Linked DNA regions of Mus musculus: region 2 is linked to region 1. Evidence: chromatin loops called from intact Hi-C (ENCODE). Cell type or tissue: left cerebral cortex. All regions are shown on one strand. Each heading gives the region's core, and the rest is flanking DNA. Links, peaks and the distances in the headings are about the cores only. Region 1 holds the start of Gabrq (gamma-aminobutyric acid (GABA) A receptor, subunit theta). Region 2 has its middle 16 kb from the start of Cetn2.

Region 1 (8,000 bases), core at 1-8,000:
TAGCTGTGTTATTAAGCAACAAGCCCCAGAGAGGCCCACATGCCAGCTCATTTCTTCAAAGCCTGATTGCCAGCCCCTTCCTCCAAAGTAAGTCTTCTCTAGACCATCCTAATGATGCCTTTACTCACGTGGAATGTTGTGGAGTGAAAAGGCCAAGGGCTCTTAGCTGAAGAGGTAATAGGTACTAAAATGCAGAGCATATTCGCCTTGCCAAGCCATGATATGGCATAGGGACACAACCAGAGGAAGGGGACAGTACTCTTATTTCTCTAGCTAAGGTGAAAACACGCCATGTCTTCCTTTATGATGTTGGGTGTCTGTCTCATGTTCCTGTGTGTGTGAGGGAGGGAGTCAGGAATATTCTTATGTGTGAAGATTAAGCCCTAAAACCGCATTCCATATTAAATACAGAGGGTACTCTGTTTATTAGAGGCTCTACAGAGAGTCCTGGCCTCCCTAAACCCTGAATGCTCTAGCCTGGCTGTCTGATCATTGGGTCTTCCACCATATTTCTCCCATGCAACAGCCCCAGCCTTATAGCCTGCAATGTTCCTTTCCATCTAAATGGCAGGTGGTCCTACGTTCTCTTTGTCCCCTCCTCCTACTGCCCCATCTGTTTGGCAGAGTAATTGTAAGGGCCCATATTTTATCATATGCTCCAGCCTGGCGTGATCATAACACTCGTTGGGACATGAAAGTTGACAGCAAGAGGCTTCAGGCCTCCTGTGGCCCTATAGTGCTGGACTGTACCCAGACATACACTCTTGCCGCTCTTCCCTTCTTTTAGTCTTGAATGGTGCAGGGAGGGCAGCCTGATCCTGAAACAGTGGTGAACATGCGCTCATTGAGTGGAGATGGCTATTATTTGGTCTTTTGTGGACAAATGTTAAAGTAAGAAAGAGTCATCCTTTCGGGCTTGGCACAATGATTCATGTAAGGGGTATTGGCTGTGCTTTATCCCCTGATTTTCTGTATGCCACATGGAAAAGCTGCTGCCAGTGGCAGAAGACATTATATGCCTTCTGCCTTTTTCAACCCTGTTTCCCATGCAGACTCACCTTGGAGTCCTTGGCCTGAGCCTTCTGCCCTCATGTATTGCAGGGAAGTACCAGCTAATAGTCTCACCTCTTCAATTTAGGGCCAAGAGAAACGTCCTTACTTTCCAAGGTGGTATAGTATTTTCAGAAGACAGTTACAGATGAGCACAAATTTGAATCGTTAGCAGTGACTACTGAGTAGATTGTATCCCATCCTACAGGAATCTGTCCTGTTTTCTTGTCACTTCTTATTTCTGTTAGTGGCCATCAGACTGAATTTTATGAAGAGCACATATAATATGGGATGCTAGATGAACTGAATTTGGTGAAAGCTGAAGGCTTGGAAAAACAGGGCATTCTAGCAGGGTCCCAGGCCTAGGTGGGTTAGGTGACAGAGGCCTCAATTCTCAACTTCTAGAATTGCTTAAGGGTGGCAACACCTTTAGAAGGGAGTAAAGAGTAAAAGGTTTCTGGCATAGAAAGTCACATATTTAATGAAAGAGAGCAAAAGGCCCAAACCTGAAGGAGCTCCCTTGCAGGTTCAAGAAACTAGGATCTGGGGGTGGGGGACAGAGGTGTAGAGCCTGGTTAGCTTCCAGGGTGATACTGGCTCTATTCCATCTAACATAAAAGTCTCTGGTGTCTCAATATGGCTTACCTCCAAAATTTGGTCTAAGTCGGACATCATATGTTGACAGCACCCTGTCCAAAATCTTTTGAACCACAGCTTCATTTGCACAGTTTTTGCTGAAACAGAGAAGCCATGAGTATATACTGGTTGACTCGCGGCCTACTTACCAGTGGCTGGTTTGCCAGGGCCATCACTGCTCCTGTACATATGCAAACATGTGCAGTCATATGTGTTTGCTTTCACCCTCCCTTCCTCCCTTCTCAGCCCACAGTGAGTCAGCCAGAAGCACAGCAGTGACGCAGACTCTTTTTCCCCCTCCCCCTTCACAGCTTTCATCCAGAGGGAGGGGCCCAAGGACTGTTTCCCTGTTACCAGGCAGAAATAGTGGTCAGGGGAAGAAAGCCCATCATAGGAGAGGAGGAAAGCTGGGCAGATGATACTCTCAGAAAACTGCATTGTTTTAGTTCTTTGAGACACTGCACCTTGAGGTACTCCTGGATGCTGATTGCTGGCAGTCTTGCCAGTGGTACCTCATTGCCCCTGGAGGTCAGCTCCCACTGGCTAGTGTGCCCCTGAGCTGAGCTCATGTTTTCCAGCTCAAAGACACATTTCCTCTACCTGGTCCAGGCATTTCCCCCTTACATTTATGTCAACCTTGTGTATGAGAGAGTTGGTATATGACACATGACGCAGAAAGAGAGAGGTGGGGGAGGGAGAGAGAGAGTGTGTGTGTCTTGCTCATGTAGGATAGCTTTATGACTCTCATTGAAATAAACCATTTCTGATTTCAGGGGTTTAGAGCTGTCTTCGAAATATTCATTCTGGGAATAGGCATCTTACTCACTACACATGTGCTTTCAGCCTGGAGGTGTCTTAGGTGAGCATCTGTAAGTGAAGACAGCTCAACTGCAGATAGTAGGCCTTTCCATAGGTCTCTATGATGTTCATTGAATCAATCTAGACTTTCATTTCCCAAAGGGCTTTTAAATGACAACAGGCCCCAGGCATCACTATCACTGTGGCTCCTCGGAACTTTGACGCATCACCCCTGCAATCTCCATCTTTCTGTTTCTCTGGGTGTCTCCTTCTCGCTCTTTCCATCTCTCCCTGACTCCCCCTACCCCTGTGTGTTCACTGACGCAGTCGGAATGTTGGGTTGAGAGCACTGCAGGGCTGCCTGCTGGAACCTTGCCCAGCCTGGCCCCTCCCCCTTTCTGATTACATGTTTATTTCTAGTTTGCCACTTAAAATTATTATTCATTTCCCTCAATCATAAAATTTAATTTTGTAACATTTAAAAGTATGTGCATGAATTATTCTTAAACTAAAGAAATACATTCCTCCCTGTTTCTGTCCACAAATTTCCCATGTGCCAGCATTTAAGATCGGTAGCCACTTGAAAATACACATTTTTTATGTGTGATTTATATTTCAAGGATGATGGTTTATCCCCTCTTCAGATACTTGCAGACCTAAAGAAACTTTAAATCAAACAGAAACACTGAAATCTTCAAATGTTTTCACAGAATAAGCACAAAAGCGTACCCCACTTAAGCCTGAGGTTATATGCCATTTACAGCTACTGATTACACAGTTAATCATTTCAATCTGCTGTATTTGAAAGAGCCCCTCACACCCCCTCCCCCAGAGAGAGACAGAGGCACAGAGAGATACTGTTTCAGCAAATGGACTAGAAATCTTTACTCAAACAGGTGTCTTTCCAGTCTGTTTTGTGAATTGCCCATGTACACCCCCAGTACCACGGGCATCAGAAAACACGACTGGGAAAAAGCTGCCTGGGACCTCAGTCCCCGAGGATGATCAGGTAGACTCTGGGGTGAGGGTGCTCTGGCTTCAAGAATTGGGCTGACAGTAGGCACAGTAAGGCACAGCAGTAACAGGTGGCTTGAAGCTAGGAGTATCATTTCACGGCTGTCCCCATGCTTCATCCCCTAGGCAAACCCGGGTCCTAATCCCTTGTCCCCGGCCCGCTCTGTCCAAGAGGCCAAGACCTTCTTTTGCCCCTGTCCCTTCCATGCTCAGCTAGGCAGGGCAGCTTACCAGTTGAAGAGATCCAGAATGACTTCAGGCGTGCTGGAGGAGAGCTCGAAGTGGAATTTCGGGGTGGGACTGGGGCCGTTACTCTCTGCCAGCCAAGTCCTAATGAGCAGCAGGAGCGCAGCGGCTCGCAGCATACCTCGGATGCCCATGGCTGCAGTGCTCTTGGGGACCGCAGCGGACAGCTGGAAAAGGGGACAGGGTTGGGGTGGGAGCGAGTCAGAACCGGGCAAAAGGGGCGGAATCGCTAGTCCTTCCGCAGAATCGGGACCCTAAGGAGAGACCTGAAGGAAGTAGGGAGTATGGGGTCTCTCCGGAGTCCAGGGCCTGAAAGAACAGTGGCTCCGCAGCAGCTCTGCCCCCCCGCAGCGGTCCACAGGGCGTGCCACTGCAAGGTGCGCTTCGTCTGGCACCGCTCAGGGCTGAGACTGGGTGTCAAGTAGGGCGGGGCGCGCGGCTGGCTCCGCCTACTCCGACGGCAGCACCTGCTGAGCCAATCCCGCAGGCGCAAGGAGCGGTAAAAAAGGCGCGCGCGCTTGGCCCCCTCCCCGCCGCCCCTCAGGCTGCGCGCAGTCAGGCCGCAGGCCCTTCAGGTCTCTGCAGCTTTACCCTGACCAGCACTAGTCACCTGGGTTGGGTCCAGCCATGGGAAAGGAAGGGGCTTACTGCTGAGACTAGACCACAGGGAAGCCAGGGACTTCTGGCTCCTGGCCTCTTCTTTGAAGAAGGAAAGTGATGTGTTTCTTTTAGAAGACTGTGTCCAAGAGTTTGCATTTTCAAAGAAGTGTGACCATTTGACTGTCATGACTGGATGTGAGCTCTGAAACACTTGCACATCTTAGAAGAATCCGGAGGTTGTTCTCAGACCATGACACTCCAGTAACTCAATGTGTTTAACCCAATGCACTTCATCTTTGAGTGGGCTGATGGAATCTCTTACCAAAGGGTCTCAATGCAGGACTTTGACCACAGAGGACGGTAACTGTCTTCTTGGAGCCAAATTTCCCAGAGTTTTCTTTTCCTTAAATTTAGGGTCTCGAGAAAAACAAATTCAGGGAGCGGAAAGTATTCACCAGCTGAATGAAGTCTTCCTAAGGTATGATTCCTTGCTGTAAACAGGATTGCAGAGCGGAAGTGAGGATCCAGGCTGAAGGGGGAAAGAAGGCAAAAGTCAGTGCTTCACAGGTCACTAGAAGATGCTAATGCACCTGAGTTCAAGTGCTATCACATGGAAAAGTTTGGGGTTTTGTTAGGAGGCTTTTATCATTTCCCCTACCTGGAAACTGCTTCTGTTATGGAAGAGAAAAGTATGGAATGGTTTCACACTATCCCGTGACCCAGCCTGGGTCCATGACTGAACTAGTGCCAAACGAGGCATCACAAAAGCTCATTTTCCCAGTAATAAGAAAAAGGGCTTAATCACGTGCACTATCATTACACCTCCCACGTAACACCATAGAGAAGGACCGAAGTAAGATGGATCGCAAGTCCAACCTTCCCTTACTAGGCTCATACACACAGAAACACACCCTTTCTGCTTTCCTTCAGGACTTGGTGACACAACTTTAGTTGGGTGAACACAGTGAAATCTTCACTCTCCTGGTTTTCTCAATGTCTTACACAGTTGCTAACTTAAACTTTTTCCTCTTCTTTGAAAACACACTTTAGAAACAAACTATTCCATGTTCCATAGTCTCACGACTTCTCCTAAGGTGCAGAGTACTGTTATATCTTCCTTAAAAAAATAAAATCTCCCTTCTTCCCCAACTGTTGCAGAAAATGGACATGGAAGAGAAAAAGGAATGATAAGATTTATACGTTATTGCTAATCACGTATAAGAACTGAGAGACAAGCCTGCTCTCGAGTTGTGAGTCCTGCCACGTCACACCTGATCATCCAGACATCCTTACAGAGATTCTTTGTTTCTCACCAAAAGGAATCTGTATCTTTTTGCCTAAACAACTGGATGGTAATATGGGTAAAATGAGGTTTAGAGAAAGAACAGAAACTGACCCAATGCTGCATAGTAGTAGAGCGTCAAGCTGGAAAATCTACTTGCAGGTTTGCCTGCTTCCTCTGACTGAAAATTCAGACAACTACCAGCAGATGGGAGTAGATTTGTTTGAGAGATATTTCCAGCACAGAGGAATCAACTTCTGCAGCCAATTAACTGGCATAGCCTGTTATTTGTAAGGAAGAGTTTTAGAATTGAAATTCTGTTCTTATGTGTCTCTGTGACTATGAATATTTCCAAAAAATCGATGTCAATTATTTAATTCTGGGCCTTAAATCCCAAAGGATCCACTTCTGGTTTCCTTGGAGGTAATGCTTTGAAATTTCTGAGTCATAGGACCAAATAATGCCTCAAATGTAGCTAGACTTATACACATATTGCTGCAGTGTGTACTGAATGAGTTTTTGTCTCAATGTATTTGTATACCCACAAACTTTTGGGCTGAACCCGGTAAGATGGCACAGTTAGTAAGGGACTTGACTTCAAACTTGACCTAAATTTGATCCCTGGAATTCACATGGAAGAATAAAAGAACTGACTCTGATAAATTGTCTTCTGGCCTTCATAGATAAACATAGTATGTCCCCACCATACACATATGCTAAAATAAAGTTAATGTATAAAATAGTTTAAAAATCCAGGCTAGAGGTGGGATTATGGCCCAGGGAGGCCAGTGCAGCCCTGGAAAGTTCTTCTAGATTCATTCTCACACTGTACGTCCACACCACAATGAAGGATACAGTTTGTTTTTTTTTTTTGTAAGACAAAAAATGATGAAATAGGGCTGGAGAGATGGATCAGTGGTAAGAGCACTTACTGCTCTTGCAGAGGACTCAAGTTTAGTTCCTAGCACCCATGCCAGGAGGCTTATAACTGTCTGTAACTCCACATCTATAGAGTGAAATAACTGTGATTTACTATATTCTAAAAGAATCTTGACAATATCTGCAGGGAACATGCAATCACCAAAAGTGTTATAGAAATACTAAAAAAAAAAAAAAAAAAAAAAAAAAGAGTTGAAGAGAAGGCTTATAACTCAAGCCACTAACAATGAAACTTGATAATTGAATGGCTGGGCTAAACAGAATGCCAAACGCAACTAAAAAATATAATTAAGTTGGAAGATATGTTACAAGTAATAATACAAAAATTCAGCCTGGAGAAACAAATTACATTGAAACTTTAAAAATGAACATGAGATCCAGTGGGTAGACTGAGAAGAGTCACATAATATATATTTGATCACTGTGTATATGTATGTATATATATATATATATATATATACACACACACACACACACACACATATGAGAGAAAAACAGAGAAGATCCAAATTCACAGTTTCAAATAACTCAAGTAATTCCAGGCAGGAGGGACAGATGAAATTAAATCTACTTATAGATGCATCACTGTTGTGAGAATTTTGGTTTCTTAAAAAACCCAGTTATGTTATGGGAATATGTTTTTGTTTTAATTACAGGTGTGGGATATGGGGCTGCTTAAGATTGTCCACAGCTACTAACTATGATTTGTGTTGTGTTCTTGCAGGGCAGTGATTCTGCCAGCTGAACATAGCTTATGTTTGAAGTTCTGGGGACTCTTGAAAGGGTATAAAAATGCCAGAGCCCCGAGAAGCTGCAGTGGCTGCTGTTACCCTGCTATTGCTGTCACCTCTGCTGCTGTCACTGTTGCTGCTTTTTTCTGTTTGTTAAATTTCTGTTTGCTGTCCAGGCCTTTACAGCCATGAAGAAATGTGTTATACACGCCCTTAATCTCAGTATTTGGGGAAATTAACCAGGCCTATCTGTAGAAGTTTCATACCACTGTGGTTTAGATAGTGGGATTTTTTTCAAAGCCAGTTTAGGTATTCATTATTTATTGCTAGATTATATGCTCATTAAATAAAAGGAGAAAATAGTTACTGTAAAAAAATTCTGTTTGATGATTGCTCTTTACTGTTTGCTGGATTGCTGGATTGCTGGATTGCTGGATTGCTGGATTGCTGGATTGCTGGATTGCTGGATTGCTGGATTGCTGGTTGGAGATATTCTGATGACAAAGATGGGACTTTCCCACAAGGAACTCAATGCCTGTAATCAGCAGGAATCAGTCTAAAGAAGTCTACATCTCCTTTCCTCTCTAACTATCTTTCTTGCCTATCTATTGTTGGAGCAGAAGTATGGAAGGAATTGGGGTGGAGAAGGGTAGTATATATAAGAGCCAACTAAAGTAGCCAAAAATTATATTTACACATTATAG
Region 2 (8,673 bases), core at 407-8,406, 77 kb before region 1:
ACCAAGCTACATATCTGCTACAAATGTGTGGGGATCTAGGTCTACCCACTGCATGCTCTTTGGTAGTACGGTCTCTGTGAGCCTTCCATGGGCCTAGGTTAATTGGCTCTTTAATCTTTTTGTCCTGTCCTTAACCCCTCTGGCTTCCTCAGTTCTGTCCCCCACTCTTCGTCAAGACACCCCAATCTCTGCCTGATGTTTGGCTGTGGGACTCTGCATCTGTTTCCATCAGTTGCTGGATGGAGCCTTTGAGGAGACAGTTATGCTCCTGCTTGCAAGCATAGCAGAGTATCATCAATAGTGTTAGGGGTCCTGGCGGGTTTTATGCCAGCTTGACACAAGCTAAAGTCTTCTGAGAGGAGGGAACCTCAATTGAAAAAAAAAATCCCTCCATAAGACCTAGTTGTAGGCAGGCCTGTAAGACATTTTCTTAATTAGTGATTGATGGGAGAGTCCAGCTCACTGTGGGTGGTTCTGTCTTTGGGCTGGTGGTTGTGGGGTCTATAAGAAAGCAGGCTGAGCAACCCAGTAAGCAGCACCCCTTCATGGCTTCTGCATCAGCTTCTGCCTCCAGATTCCCGCCCTGTGTGAGTTCCTGCCCTGACTTCTGTCAGTGATGAACAGTGATGTGGAAGTGCAAACCAAACAAACCCTTTCCTCCTTAATTTGCTTTGGTCATGGTGTTTCATCACAGCAATAGTAACCCCAAGACAGGGTTATACCTTTAGAACAAGGGCTTCTAATCCGGGTTATATAGCGATCAGGATTCCACAAATTGCTCTGAGGAAGTTCCTAATCTTTTGACATATGTTCAGTTTGTGAGTACATACAGGTGGGCAGTTTGTGTCAGATTTGTTCAAAGATTTCCAGGAGACCAAAAAGATTCAGAATTGGAATTACACATGGGTTATGTAAACCCACAGCATGGGTGTTCCAGTCATATGTGTGCATGCATGTGTGCACCTGTATCTGTGTATGTATGTGTGTACATGTTCATGAATGTGTGTACATGTATGGGGATGTGGAGCAGACACCTGCTTTTGAGATTCTCTATCCACTTGTCTAGATGCTTGTGCCTTTGGCATCCAACAGCCTTGTCCCTTGCATGAATTTTCTGCGATTTTCCTCCCCTTTTCTCTGACATTTTTACCTTGAAGGTTAGTCTTGCGGAAGGAAAAATACCATCAAGATTTATTTTCCTCTTAAGAAATTGCTCTTTCCTTTTTTTCCACACTGACTAAAAGGTGTTTTGTTGATTTCTTTTCTTTTCCTTTTTTCTCTTTCTTTCTTTCTTTCTTTCTTTCTTTCTTTCTTTCTTTCTTTCTTTCTTTCTTTCTTTCTCCTCCTCCTTCTTTCTCCTCCTCCTCCTCCTCCTCTTCTTCTTCTCCTCCTTCTTTCTTCTTCTTTCCTCCTCCTCCTCCTCCTCCTCCTTCTTCTCTTCTTCTATTTTTGGGAATTTTCGAGACAGGGTTTCTCTGTGTAGCCCTGGCTGTCCTGGAACTCACTCTGTAGACCAGGCTGGCCTCCAACTCAGAAATCTGCCTGCCTCTGCCTCCCTAGTGCTGGGATTAAAGACGTGTGCTACCACCGCCCAGCTGCTGATCTATTTTCATTTTTTGAAAGTTTCAATTCATTCTCATCTTTAGCCTTCCCCACATTAATTACTGAGTAGGATCCACATCATCATGTGAATTAATGTGTATTTTCCATTAGTAGATATCTTGTCTTATTATTTGGATTAATTCATCTTTTCATTCACTCAGCAAAGACTTCATACCTACTCAGAATTCCTGGATGGATGGATAATCTCAAAAGCAGGTGTCTGCTCCACATCCCCACACATGTGCATACACTCATGCACATGTACACACATGCATACATATATACACACAAACATACCCAGGTGTCTTAGCGTTTTACTGCTGTGAACAGACACCATGACTATAGCAACTCTTATAAGGCCAACATTTAATTGGGGCTGGCTTACAGGTTCAGAGGTTCAGTCCATTATCATCAAGGCAGGAGTATGGCAGCATCCAGGCAGGCATGGTGGAGGAGGAGCTGAAAGTTCTACAACTTCATCTAAAGGCTGTTAGCAGAATACTGGCTTCCAGGCAGCTAGGATGAGGGTCTTAAAGCTGACACTCACAGTGACACACCTACTCCAACAAGGCCACACCTTGTAACAGGTCCAGCATATACAAACCATCATACCAGGCCTGCAATGAAAAACAAAGCCGCGTGGTATTTGTATTCTAGTGAAGAAGACAGAAAGTCAGAAAAAAAAAAAAAAAGAAAAAGAAAAAAAAAGATACAAAGTTTTTTAAAAGGGATGGAAAGAAGATGACATTTAAGCCAAAGCCTAAAATCTTACATAGACTTGTAGAAAAAGTACCCAGCTCAAGAGGATAGCATGTGCAAAGGTCCTGAGGCAGCAGCAGTCTTGGTTGGCACAGTGAGGAACTATGAAGAATCTCATATGGTTGAAGCAGAAGTTAGTAAGGGACAGGGTCAAACCTGGTAGGTTCCATAGGTAGAGGTGATGTTCTTTGGATCAGGGTGTCCTCAGCAGGATAGGAAGGTATCTTGCCTAGCACTGGTAGTGCATTCTTTCTTTCCAGCTTGGCTTATGTAGTTTCTTGATGTAATTTTTTGTTGTTTATTATTGATTAACAATTTGTGTGTCTGTGTGTTGTAGGTTTATATTTTTAAAACCCATTTTTTGTATGAATAAAGTAACCTCCCTTCCAGCACCAAATTTTTTTCTACTTCAGTGTGGTATATGTCTGTGTGCACATGTGTGTTTGTGTGGATGTGATTGCCAACCTGGGTATGTTTGCAAGCTAGAAATTTTCATTGGCATATCTTTGTCAATTGCTTTTCACCTTATTTATTTTTTATTTTTTTACTCACTGGATCTTGCACTTAAAATTTTGACCAGCTAGCCAGAGAATTCCAGGGTTACAGATAGTATCACCATGCTTGGATATTTTATTTTATTTTATTTTATTTTATTTTATTTTAAAGAGACATGGTTTCACTATGTAGCTTGGAACTTGTAATGGAGAACAGGCTGGCCTTGAAATCACAAGAGATAGCCTTGTCTTTGTGTCCTGAGTGCTGAGATTAAGGACCTGCATCACCGTGCCTGGGAATTTGAACTCAGGTCCTCATGGTTGCTCATCAAGAAGTTTGTCTAGTGAACCATCTCCCCAGTCCCTTATTTATAACTTTAAATTTTCTACAACAGGAAAATTGTCTTTGAATTTGAATTGTGACATGGGATTTGAGCCTGCTCTCCTACAGGCTGAAACCACACATCAGCTTTTCTGGACCTTCATCTTGCTAATTCAACCTGCAGGATTTGAGGCTTCCAGACTTCCACAAGTAATAATGCATATGCATATTTTATGATATATAATGTACATACTTATGTATGTAACAAATATGTATATATTATGTAAATACATTTATAGATTATTCCTGTTTATCCTAAGTCGCTATTTCTGAAGAACCTTGGCTAACACAGCCAGCAGAGGGCAATCTTTTATCAAGCTACACTTATTTCCCATGTTCATATGGTTGGAGTCTTCTTCAAAAGGGAGAACAATCTTTTTCTTCATTGAAGAAAACTGATTTTTCTTCTCCCAGTAGCTATCAGTTACAAATAGATGCTTGGTTAGGGGTGGGACTTTGTTCCTCCTTCCTCTTTCCCATGTTGGGATTCTTGTCTAGCTTGAATCTTGTGCATGCTATCATGGTCGCTGTGAGTTAATACTGTATCAGTCTCATTGTGTCTGGATGATGCTGTTTCCTCATAGTAACCAGAGTGATCCACCACCTGAGGCTCTTACAGTCTTTCTGCCTCTTCTTGCACATAGATCTCTGAGCCTTGAGGTGAGGAACTTGATATGGGCATCCCATTTAGGGTTGAGTAATCCAAAATTTCCCACTCTCTGCACACTCTCCAGGTGTAGATCTCTGTGTTAAATAGCATCTACTGAAAGATGATGTTTATCAGATGAGGGTTGGGCAATGAACTTATCTTTTGATATAGTAATATGTCATTATCAATTATTCTATTGCTATGTAGCTTTAGCACACTATTAGTATAGAAAGAGTGTAACATAGATATATGTGACATGAGGTTAGTCTGGAACAGGCCTGCAGTGACTGAGAATTGTGTGCTGCCCAATACATAGCAATTTCAGCTGCTAAAATCAACATTCCCCAACACAGGTTCTCTTCCTGAGACACAAAAGCCATTTTACCGTCAGTGGGATAAGTTTTAGGTCAAAACTTCAGAAGTTCTATGTCTTTAACAGAAGGACCAATGAAAAAGGTGAAATGCAGAGGGAAACCAACTTGACTGACAATAAACAAATATATTGTGCATAATCTTGCACTTTTATTACACAGACCAAGGTCTGAAGGACCCATGCCATGCTTTGAATCATGCTTTTCCTCTACACAGGAAAGGAGCTTAGGAGTAACCAGAGTTGACAGTTGACTTTCTCCTTTTATTCTGTTCTGGCATTATGTTTTCCCTCCATTTTTGAGAGTAATTTCTGTGTCTCACATTTTTCATTCTTAGAGCAACAACACAAATCTATTTCCTATAATTGTGAGGCTAGTGAAAAGAGCAGATATATATAAACCTTTTCATCAAAGACTGGAACTCAGCAAGCACTTAGCCAATCATATCTAAGACATGAGTGTCTGTAAACCTTAGCTATCTGATACCATTGTGGGGTTAATTTTTTTGCAACAAGAATGTGTCCATGTATGATTTTCATGTCTTTAGAATGTTGTTAGGTAGCACTTTATGGGTGTAATTTTTAAAAAAGACTATACATAAATGTACATATATGCATATATGCATGTATGTGGCCACAGAAGCCAGAAGGCATTCAGATCTCCTGGAGCTGGAGTTATATGTTGTTCTGAATCACTAGATGTGAAGCACTAGATGTAGTGCTGGGAACCAAACTCAGATCCTGTGCATGACCAGAAAGTGTTTTTTTAAAAAAAACCACTGAGCCATTATCAATCCAGTCCCAGATGGATATAGCTTTTAAAAAGGGAAATAACTGGGCTGGAGAGGTGGCTCAGCGGTTAAGAGCACTGGATGCTCTTCTGAAGGTCCCGAGTTCAAGTACCAGCAACCACATGGTGGCTCACAGCCATCTGTAATGAGATCTGACGCCCTCTTCTGGAGCATCTGAAGACAGCTACAGTGTGCTTACATATAATAAATAAATAAATCTAAAAAAAGGGGAAATAACTGTTATTATGCTTGTGGAAATATAGAATGACATGCTGTTGCATATACATACAGGTACACTTCCAAGTATATAACCAAAATAATCAAAAGCAAGTTTTCAAAGAGATTTGTACATACATGTTGCTAGCACATTACTCACACTAAAGCTACAAGCAATTCAAGCATTTGTTGATAGATGAATGAATGACATATAATTTATCCATACAACGGAGTATTGTTCATCCATAAATGGGACAAAATACATTGTAAAAGTAATTTTATTGGCATATATATATTATACGTGTGCTAGATTTCATACTTCCTATTGGGAACATTTGTTCTTTTATATTTTTCCTGCTATTTCCTTTAAAAAAATTATATACATCTGGGACTGTAGTGATAATGGCTTAGTGTTTTAAACACTTGCTGCTAATGACATAGCCTTGTTCTTTATGACTGAAAATTTTCTCTATATATGTAAATTTCTCTATATGTAATATATATTGTGATCATATCTTCATATATTGTGGACCAATTCTTCTTGTCTGGATAGTGAAAACCCTATGCTTATTGAGTAAATCAAGATACTGATGACAAATATATTATTACACTTATATATGGTACATACTACAGGCAAGTGCATACAGATAGTAAATAAGAGATTACCACAGACTAGAGGAAAGGGAAGTGAATTAATATTTAACATGTAGTGAGTTTTTGTTGGAAATGATAAAGTTTTGGGTAAATATACTGGTAATGGTTACCAGTATATCGTGAATACATTTAGTGTCAATGAATTATATAGTTAGAAGTAATTAAAATGATAAATGTTCCAGAATATAATTCCAGGATAAGTATGAAAAATATTCTTAACAGAAGGGTACTGTGCTTTTAGATCTAGTTTAAGCTCTTGACAAAGTGGGGATGGTATGTTTAAGTGAAAGAGCAAGTGCTGCAGAAGTTCTAGTAGCGATGATAAGATATAAAGGCATGTGGATCCTGTCATTTAGTTACGGAAAACTGTGAGCTTAAGGCCTCTATTTACCCATGCTTGTTACTTTAGCTTTGGCGCTTAACACAGTATCTGCTATACTGTGAGTACTTGATATGTATTTGTTGGATGATTAAATGAATACATAAAATCTGTAACTTCCTAATCTACTTAAATGTTTGTATGGTGGGTGCTGCAGACCTTGGTAGATGGTTTGGGGCTCTTCCATACTGCTCTGATAATATGAGTGCCCATGTCCACTGGCATACTGTGTGACACAAAATAGAGGATCCTAGCAAACTAGTGGAACCTCAGAATGGACTGGGAACAGGGTGGTGGCTCCTTCCTCCATCTTTATGCAAGTCCCCTCAGGTGCTGGCAGCCTGACACCTCCCCATAGTGACGGTGGGATGGTTAATTACTCCAGAGCTTGTGTAGATTCCCCATTGAGCCAAAGGCTGTATTAAAAAAAAACCACATTTGCTACTGTACCATACAGTAAATTTGCATCTCCATGCTGGAGTCTGGAGTCTGTTTTCCAGGTTCATGACTCCACCTCTATCACCCCCTTCTGGATCCCAGTTCCTACAATTATATAGCCTGTCCTTTTGGGTATCTTTGTCAATTATTTGATCTATATTTAGAAGTATGAGCCTGTAACTAGATAGTGTAATTTCTTGTAACTAGTTACACAGTATATTAGCTAGACTAGGCTCATTGCTGCATCAAATAATTTCTGCATCTCAGTGAACTTATTCAATCAAGGATTATTTTCTAGCTGTGCTGTGTCTCTAAGCTGATGGAGGAGAGTTGGGATAAAGGTTGACATTTTCTCCATGAACGCTTTTAGGGACCCAGCTTTCTCTTGTTTGTAGCTCCAGTGGCCCATAGATATTCACAGATCTTCCATTTTTGTACCTGGAAAATAAATGAGAGGAAAGCACATTAAGGATAATATGTGGCCAGACCTGAAAGTGTCATCCGACCACTTGTCCCCATCACATTTGATGGTAAGTGGCCACATGATAACCCAAGGGAATCCCAATAGTAAGATTCTGGGAATGTAGCTACATGTAAAGGAGGAAAGGAAGTGATGACTGGTGACATTGTATATGTATATGTAATGAGTGAAATGTACGTTCAGGAAGTTCTCCTAGGGAAGCTGTGTGGTGAGAATTCTAAGAGAAGTATCATAGGCCAAACATCCCAGACCCTCAGTGTTTAAGAAATAGAAAGAGGAAGAGCAAAGATAGGAGGCTAAAGATAGGCAAAGTGACTGAAGGAAATCTAACTGCAAGGCCACAGGGCCAAGAGAACACTCTGGGAGGGCTGTAATATTATTGTCTTTAGATTTAGTAGCATAGAGAATATATACATATATATATATATATGTATATATATATATATATATGTGTGTGTGTGTGTGTGTGTGTGTGTGTGTGTGTATCTATACCTATATCTATATAGAAACATTTTTTGAGAATTTGTAAAATGGTGAAAGGATATAGGATAGCAGCTAGTGTCCAGACAAGATGATATTCAAGATGGGAATAGAAAAAAATGGATGGGAGAAACTTGTGAATGTTTGAAATTTACAGGGAAATAAGCATGTATATAGACCCAGGAACAAGTAAACAGACTGTTGGACAAACAACTACCCTGGAAACAGACTCATGCATATGGCAATTGGCTTAGCTATTAAGAAGAAATGCTAGAAAGTGGACTGTTTCTGATACAGACATGTGTGCATCAATGTTTGGGAGCATCATTGTATCTAGGTTGGACAGTCATCTCAGCTTGGGATAGGGGTGTAAAGCAAAAAGAAACTTTCAGAAATTGTAGCCACAGGGGAAATGTGGGAGTTATAGGCCTCAGGGAAGGCCCCAAGCCCACAATGAAACAAGAGACGGATGTATCTTGATAATGACTGCAGATTTTCCATATTGGGTGATCTAGGGGTATAGTCTCAACAAGGCTAGGCAAGTTGTACCCATATACTTGAAGTGAGGCTACACCAAATTCCAGACTTGCTGTGGCTGCCATAGAGCCTGTATATATTTTACCCCTCAGAGCTTCAGGTCCCTCTGAAACAGCCATAAATTTTACTTCCTAGGAGCAAAGTGAGGGAAGGTTTTTATAGTGGTCCTCCAAAATAAGGCAGACTGGGTCATTTAAACAGCTGTGGTTCAAGGCACAGATATCTATTGACTCATAGTTTTAGAGGCCAGAAGTCCAATATCAAAGTGTGCACAGAGTTGCTTTATCCCGAGCCCTTTCTCTTTACTATGCACTTAGCTTAATTCATTCTGTCTGTATCTGTATCTGTATCTGTATCTGTATCTGTATCTGTATCTGTATCTGTATCTGTATCTGTATCTGTATCTGTATCTGTATCTGTATCTATCTGTATCTGTATCTG

The links. Peaks named below come from ENCODE experiments on the same cell type or tissue, not always from the same donor. Only the 100,000 strongest peaks of a DNase experiment are listed, where the experiment ranks them.
Region 2: a loop joins it to region 1, with 2.8 times the contacts of the local background. A loop is called at or near these places in 5 of 42 quality-filtered maps.

The regions. Positions count from the first base shown.
Region 1 is chrX:72,821,334-72,829,333 of GRCm38, reverse strand. Gabrq (gamma-aminobutyric acid (GABA) A receptor, subunit theta) reads right to left here and starts at 4,156. Exons shown (of 9, transcript NM_020488.2): 1 at 3,730-4,156; 2 at 1,696-1,784. The coding sequence starts at 3,878. In left cerebral cortex, for the core only: a CTCF peak has its summit at 5,830 (motif pointing right); DNase peaks (open chromatin) are centred at 1,936, 4,198 and 5,828; H3K4me3 peaks cover 557 bases.
Region 2 is chrX:72,897,588-72,906,260 of GRCm38, reverse strand. No RefSeq gene overlaps it. Among named protein-coding and RNA genes, the nearest start is that of Cetn2, 16 kb to the left of the region's middle. In left cerebral cortex, for the core only: a CTCF peak has its summit at 3,516 (motif pointing right); a DNase peak (open chromatin) is centred at 3,551.